Regions from separate parts of the Mus musculus genome. Here regions 1 and 2 are each linked to region 3. The links are chromatin loops, found by intact Hi-C in ENCODE. Cell type or tissue: heart. All regions are shown on one strand. Region 1 holds the start of Asb13 (ankyrin repeat and SOCS box-containing 13). Region 2 holds the start of Gdi2 (guanosine diphosphate (GDP) dissociation inhibitor 2). Region 3 has its middle 71 kb from the start of 2810429I04Rik.

Region 1 (2,500 bases), 230 kb after region 3:
CACTCACATATACATCAAACAAAGCAAAACCAAAACAAATGCCCCTGCAAAACAAAACAAACAAAAACAAAACCACAAGAGCCAAAATTTGATAAACAAATGGCCAAATAGATACAGATCCTTTTACTAAAAGATTTGGAATTTTATTCCAAGGTTTATTCCAGAAGTTCGGGTTCCCAACAGATACCATTCAAGGTCTCCTAAACCTGTGGTCCAAGGTGCAGATGAAGTTTCCGGCCATCCAAGCATCCTTACCTCAAAGGATGACTTCTAGTGCTATTTCCAGTGATTCTGATGTTATCATGTTCAAGTCACGTTGTATTTCCTCCGTGAGCCTCTGTACTGGTCAAGATGAGAGTGTCTCCCAAGTATCTCACGTTTTTGGTTGACCTGGAACCCCCTGGGAAGACTGGTTTCTCCTTTCTGCTAGGTTGCTCATAGAGCTCCAACTCCTTCTGCTAAACTGGTTAGTGAAACACCTGATTAAAACCATTCACCAAGAAACGTGGTTTTCTTCAATGAATACCAGCTATTTGAAAGTTAAGATTTATTTTGAAAGAAAGAAAGAGAGGGAGGGAGAGAGGAAGGGAGGGAGAGAGAGAGAGAGAGAGAGAGAGAGAGAGAGAGAGAGGAAAGAAAGAAAGAAGTTAGGCATTTTGATCACCATCTTCAGTGAAAACGTTTTCTTCAAAGTTTCAGGCATGAAGAGACTGAATACTTTGCTCAGCGGGATCAGTGTAAACCACAGAAGGCCAGTTTTGGCAGCTAAACACTTTTTGCACATGGGCACGCGTTTGAGGAGCTAAACATTTTGCATACGAACGTATCTTTTAGCTAGGACACCGGGATTTAAGCTTTTCTGCCAAACACAGGAGTTGTTAATGGACGTATATTCACTGGTGTCAACACGGACACATATTTTGCACTCTTCTGATTTGCATGTCACCCTTCAGCAGTGACAGCGGAGTGGGGACGCTCAGGTGGCACGCGGCGGATACAGAAACTACAACTCCCAGCGGTGGCCATGGTAGCAATCAGGCCCCGCCCAGCGGCCTGCGCTCCGGGGTAGGTCTCGGTTTAGGTCCCGGCTCAGGTCCCAGAGCTCTGAGTCACAAGGCCGGTAGACAGGGGAGCCCAGCGGGCGAGCAGCATGGAGCCGCGCGCCGGGGACGGCTGCTTCCTGGGAGATGTGGGTACGTGTTTCGCGCCGCAACCGCCAAGGACACCACACCGGGGCTGGAGTCAGGACCAGGAGATCAGCACTTGGGGACAGAGCAAGCTCATGGGTGGCCTTTGTCCCAGAGATGGGCATCGCGCGCCGTTCCAAGTTGGTGGTCAGAGGCGTTGGGGTGGGGTGTAGTGATTCGAGTAGGGCCCGGACGATCCTGGTCATCTCAGACCGACGTTTAATGTCTGTCGCCCTGTTTCTAGCCGGTGCACTGTGCAGCTGGTCTTCTCTGTGATGCACCAGGTATGGGATTCAGAACCGCCAGTCTACCAGAGCACCGCACACTTTGGGGAGCATGCGGGGTCGTTGCCCAATTCACCCGCAGAGTCTGGAAAGTGTACACTGGTTGGCAGCCTCATCCGGAGCCTACTGCGGTCACTGCACCACGTTTGGTGCAGTGAATTGCTTGCGGGGCTTAAAGCATCCTACACATACCCTGTAGGTTGCAGCAGCTGCAACCAGGGAGTCTGCTCCAGAATGAGGTCATGGCCCAACACTGGGACATACCTGGTGCTGAAGAAGTGTCCTCTGTACCTTTGGGCTGTTTTAATCCATAAAATGAATTTGAAGGCAAAGGAGCATTCTTTGGAGAAGTACATTTTTTTTCTTGTTTACAAAATAATAATATGGTAAATAGAAAGGACAATGACATTGTGCTTCAATAGCTTGAAAATAAATAGAAGAAAGAAAGCCAAAATGTTCCTTTATGTGAGTTAAAAAAAAAGTAATGTAAGCCGGGCATGATGGCGCACGCCTTTAATCCCAGCACATGGGAGGCAGAGGCAGGAGGATTTCTGAGTTCGAGGACAGCCTGGTCTACAAAGTGTGTTCCAGGACAGCCAGGGCTACCCAGAGAAACTCTGTCTCAAAAACCAAAAAAAAAAAGTAATGTAAAGAAAATCGAGTTAATTTAGCTGCAATTTATTATGATTGTAATTACAATCATAACAAGGTAGATAGATCTTTTAATTGATTTCTTCAAAACAAACTCCTTCAGAACAATCAAAGCCTCTTTAATAAGCACCTGTTTTTCTTGGCACCCTTGGCTGGCACAAGACTTTGACCCTGATAGCGTGGTCACTATTTGATTCGTGTGACTAGGCAGTGGATGGCTAACCACAGAAGCCTACTAAGCATACATTTTTTTGTTCAGATAGGGGTTAGTCTGGCATCAGAGCCTGGCATGAGGGCTCTTACCTGTAATCCTAACCCTCAGAAAGTAGAGACAGTGGGGCTGTGAGTTCTAGGCCAACCTAGGCTATATGTCACAAT
Region 2 (2,500 bases), 130 kb after region 3:
AAGGGCGGAGCTTGGGCTCCGTGGCCCGAAGCCTAAACAACCGTGCTCCATCTCACACCTTGGCGCGAGAGTCAGGCACGTGGTAGCCCAGCTGCAGTTTCCGCCTTGTTCCTCCTATTCAACTAGACCCTCAGCTTCGCATGTCGCCGCCCATACCACAGGAGCACAAGACGGGTGAAATTTAAAAAAAAAAAAAAAAAAAAAGCGCAAAACCGGAAGCCAAGATGGCAGCAGTCCGCCCTTCTCTCGCGAGAGGGGAACGAGGGGGGGAGAGGTGGGGTTAAGGAAATTCACCAATGAGAGAGCAGGATCCCCTTGACTGACGGCGCCGTCGGCCTCTCGCACGCCCCGCCCCGGCGCCGGAGCTCGCTCTCCTCACCCCGCGCTCTCCCCGCCTCCCCTCCCTCCCCTCCCTGCTCTTCTCTTCCCGTTGAGGTGGCGGCCGGCCTCTCCTCCTCCTCAGCTCCGTTTTTCCTCTCCTCGCTTTTTCCCTTTCCCCCCGACCCCCGGGGCCCAGAGCGGCCGGACTTCTCGCTCCCTTCTCTACGGCGGCCTCCGAGCCCCCGCGTGCGCTCCTTTCCCCGCCATGAATGAGGAATACGACGTGATCGTGCTGGGCACCGGCCTGACGGTGAGCTGCGGCGGGCTGCGGGGAGACGCGGCCGGCCGGCCTCCGCCGGGCCCGGGGGCGAGGGCGGGTCCCATCGGTGTGCACGAGCCTCGCCCGCGCCCGAACTGCCGGTGTCTGCGCCCCCTTGGGGGCCGTCCCCACTCGCCCGCGTTGAGTCTGGGATAGGGAGGTCGTGGCTTGTTGGGATGCAGTGATTTGAAGGCGTCGGTAGTGTGTTAGGGAAAACCAGGATGTGGAAGCCGGGACGTGTCCGTGGGAAGCCTGCCCATTGGGAAGTTGAGGGCAGAACCGCCCAGCAGCCGGAGAGAGACAGCCTCGTCCTCCTGCAGGAAGGAAGAGGACCGGGAAAACAGCTTGTGCTCCTTGCACTTCCCCTTTGGGTGAATGACCTCTCCCGCTTGGAAGCAGGCAAGCCCTGGACCGAGCGGGAGGGAGTCGCTGCTGGCGCCTGCACTTCCTATGTAAGTGGCGAGTAGCAGCAGCAGCAGCAGCAGCAGCAGCTTACTCAGCTAGTCTCAGGGCGCAGAAAGCCAAACAGAAGGATGATCGCTGATCGATAATTTGTCCTAGAGTTTGGCCAACTTAAGTTTCTAGAGAAAATCATGAAACGAGTTTCTTTAGGAAAAAAACAAACACCCTTTTTCTAATTGCTTCACTGCCCTCTCATCCACTCGCTTGAAATGGGAAATGAATTTTCTCAAAACTTGTCTGTTAAATACTTTTCACGTCCGGCCCGTGCTTCCCTTTTGTTTGGTTTATTGCGTGCCGCCACAGTTTCTTGAGAAGGGGGAGGCTAAGTTCTCTGTACTTGTTACACTTCTGGGAGGTTAGAAAATAAATGCGCAGTGTGAATGTACTGGTATGTAAATGTAAGGCGGTCCCTAATGCTCCAGTACGTTTTCGTCAGTATCTATCTGCTTAAATATGGGAAAAATATAGACAGGTTTTTATACTTTGTGCTTTCCCCCCGGCCCCCCACTGTGACAAAAGGGCTGATCTTTTGCAAAAAGGAGTTGGGAAGAGAACCGACCATTTTGAATATCAATTGCGGTGTGTGTGTGTGGGGGGGGTATTGAATGTGAAATTATGGGTAAATTACTTCATCTGGAACATTGATGTATGGATCCCATATGTCTATCCATCAAATGTCCAAGTCATTTAATAAGAGCCCCACGGCTTTCGACTTTGTTGAAATGCATTGGCATTTCTTTCTTTCTTTTTTTTTTTTTTCCTCGAGACAGGGTTTCTCTAAGTAGCCCTGGCTGTCCTGGAACTCACTTTGTAGACCAGGCTGGCCTCGAACTCAGAAATTCGCCTGTCTCTGCCTCCACCACCGCCCAGCTTGCATTGGCATTTCTTAGAATCAAATTAATATCTTTAAGATAAAATACTCGGAAATAACTGTTTTAGAGAAAACCTTCAAGATTTTTTATTCTACTTTTTTTCTTTTAATACTTTTAGGAAAAGCTTATTTTTCTCTTTGAAGTGATGAATGATTGCTAGAAGAGATTATTGAATTCTGACAAGTTCTCACCTTGTAGCTCTGGTTGTCCAGGAATGCAGAGCTCTGCCTATCCCTGCCTTCTGGGTGTTGGGATGAAAGGCAAGGCCAAGATGTTCTGCTCAAGGCTCAGTAACATGTGACTGCCCAGAGAGTAGACTGGAGATAGACATCATTGCTCACCTACAAGGCCATCTACTTAACTTTGAATGAATGACTGAATTTCTTTTATTTTTTTGAGGCAAGATCTTTCTCTGTAGCCTAGCTATACTGGAACTCCCTATATAGATCAGGCTGACCCTGAATTTAAAAGATATTTCTACCTTCTAGCCTTCCCAGTAGTTGGTCAGTGCTTGGATTAAAAGGCA
Region 3 (2,500 bases):
TGAAAGGACCCAGATATAGCTCTCTCTTGTGAGACTATGCCAGGGCCTAGCAAACACAGAAGTTGATGCTCATAGTCTGCTATTGGATGGATCACAGGGACACCAATGGAGGAGCTAGACAAAGTACCCAAGGAGCTAAAGGGATCTGCAACCTTATAGGTGGAACAACATTATGAACTAACCAGTACCACGGAGCTCTTGACTCTAGCTGCATATGTATCAAAAGATGGCCTAGTCAGCCATCACTGGAAAGAGAGGCCCATTGGACTTGCAAACTTTATATGCCCCAGTACAGGGGAATGCCAGGGCCAAAAAGTGGGAGTGGGTGGGTAGGGGAGTGGGGGGAAGGGTATGGGGGACTTTTGGGATAGCATTGGAAATGTAAATAAGGAAAATACCTAATAAAAATATTTAAAAAAAAAGATTTATTTCACATACAGCATTCTGCCTGCAGGCCAGGAGAGGGCACCAGATCTCATTGTAGATGATTGTGAGCCACCATGGTACCTGGGAATTGAACTCAGGACCTCTGGATCAACTGCCAGTACTCTTAACCACAGAATCACCATTACTCCATGGCTATTACTGCTGTCCTAATCTCCTTAGTGTCTCCGGTTTATTTTCTCATGAATGTTATTTTGCCATGATAACGTTTGATCTTACACTGCACTCAGAAGGGACACACATCTGCAATAACATGTTCATTTTGGATGTCAATTACTGAAAATTGTATTTGGTAATCAAACATTTGTCTCTGTTTGTATTTAGCCTGGAACTATGTATGTAAACTAGGATGTTCTCCTCCCTGATATCTACCTACTTCTGCCTCCTACCTGAGTTCTTGTACTAACAGTGGGCCACCACCATGACACCACAAACAACTAAGTGCTTACCGGGGAATTTTATAAACTATGCTATTAGCTTAGATGATTCACGACATCTGACATGAATTTTAGCTGGGTATTTCGAGGTATTTTTCTATTGGACTAGATGGAAGTCACTGGCCTGAGTTGTCTAATGACGTTCAGTGCCTTGGGTTGCCTAGCAGTTTCATGAGTCTGAAAGTCCTTTGGACTTTTGCCAGATTGAGGGATGCGCACGAATCTTACAGGAAATCAAGTGTCCATTTCTTTAAAACTGAGGCTGGGTTTCTTTTGAGAGAGGAGTCCTTGTGGTAAGGATGATTCAGGTCTCCTCCAACACTTGGAAATGAAGCCAGCCAAGGCAACTGTGGGAGAAGACAACTCAGTTGCACTAACTTCTTTATTCCACAAGGTGGCATCCCATACTTGGTCTCTATATCCTCATTTCATCAGGACAAGCACATAAACTACCTTTGGCCAGAAGGGGTCGCAATAACACCACTGGTCTGTTTCCCTATTTGTGGAGTGTGGCCACTGAGCCCTAGTAAGTGGCCATCAATGTTTTTTGTTTTTGTTTTTCTGGTTTTTTTTTTTTTTGTTTTTTTGTTTTTTTGTTTTTTTTTTTCCGAGACAGGGTTTCTCTGTGTAGCCTTGGCTGTCCTGGAACTCACTCTGTAGACCAGGATGGCCTCAAACTCAAAAATCTGCCTGCCTCTGCTTAACAAGTGCTGGGATTAAATATGTGCGCCACCACTGCCTGGCCAGCGATCAAACTTGTTGGGTTTTTTAGGGTTTTGTTTTTTTGTTTTTGTTTTTGTTTTTTGTTTTTTGTTTTGTTTTGTTTGGTTTGGTTTGGTTTGGTTTGGGTTTTGGAGACAGGGTTTCTCTGTATAGCTCTGACTGTCCTGGAACTCACTTTGTAGACCAGGCTGGCCTTGAACTCAGAAATGCACCCGCCTCTGCCTTCCGAGTGCTGGGATTAAAGGCATGCACCACCACACCCGGCTGCGATCACTCTTATAGAAAGCATACTGCTGTGGTCAGAATGGACAAATGTGATATTTTAAGTTCTGTCACTAGTAAGAATTAAAAGTTGACATTGGGCCATATTCTAGCGTACAATAATCTATTGAAGGTTTTTCTTGACACTTATTAATATAAAGGTATAAGAATAAAAAAGGCACAGGTAACCCATTTTTTTTCTGCGGATAGCATAATAACATGTATGAAAACCACAAGGATATCAATAAAAAAGCTATTATCAGCATTAAGGAAATTTTTCAAGCTGATTGACCATTAATTATTATACATGAATTGTATTTAAAAATCAAAGAAAAGAATATGCTAATGAATACTGAACAAAAAGACTGCATGTTTTCATTTTTCATTTTAATTTTGTTTCACTCGGTGTGCGTGTGTCCCTACATTTTATGCGGATGTATAAAAATATGAATGTCTCGATGACATAAACAAAGTAAAACTGTCCTGAGGGAGAAAGAGGAAAGAAAAGAAAGGATAATGCTATTGAGAGGCAGAGATAGGCCCAATATACAATACATGCATATATGAAAATCACACACACAGACACACACTTACTTGTGCAATAGCAGCAAGGTACTCCACAGATAAAAGAACTT

The links. Hi-C counts contacts between places; a loop is a spot of excess contacts. Peaks named below come from ENCODE experiments on the same cell type or tissue, not always from the same donor. Only the 100,000 strongest peaks of a DNase experiment are listed, where the experiment ranks them.
Region 1: a loop joins it to region 3, with 3 times the contacts of the local background. A loop is called at or near these places in 15 of 42 quality-filtered maps.
Region 2: a loop joins it to region 3, with 2.2 times the contacts of the local background. A loop is called at or near these places in 16 of 42 quality-filtered maps.

The regions. Positions count from the first base shown.
Region 1 is chr13:3,632,983-3,635,482 of GRCm38, forward strand. Asb13 (ankyrin repeat and SOCS box-containing 13) reads left to right here and starts at 1,050. Exons shown (of 6, transcript NM_178283.4): 1 at 1,050-1,193. The coding sequence starts at 1,151. In heart, a CTCF peak has its summit at 991; a DNase peak (open chromatin) is centred at 1,089; H3K4me3 peaks cover 1,314 bases; H3K27ac peaks cover 742 bases.
Region 2 is chr13:3,537,713-3,540,212 of GRCm38, forward strand. It overlaps Gdi2 (guanosine diphosphate (GDP) dissociation inhibitor 2), which reads left to right and starts at 363. Exons shown (of 11, transcript NM_008112.4): 1 at 363-631. The coding sequence starts at 587. In heart, a CTCF peak has its summit at 954; DNase peaks (open chromatin) are centred at 299 and 949; H3K4me3 peaks cover 2,500 bases; H3K27ac peaks cover 1,744 bases.
Region 3 is chr13:3,405,497-3,407,996 of GRCm38, forward strand. No RefSeq gene overlaps it. Among named protein-coding and RNA genes, the nearest start is that of 2810429I04Rik, 71 kb to the right of the region's middle. In heart, CTCF peaks have their summits at 463 (motif pointing right) and 1,313 (motif pointing right); a DNase peak (open chromatin) is centred at 1,345.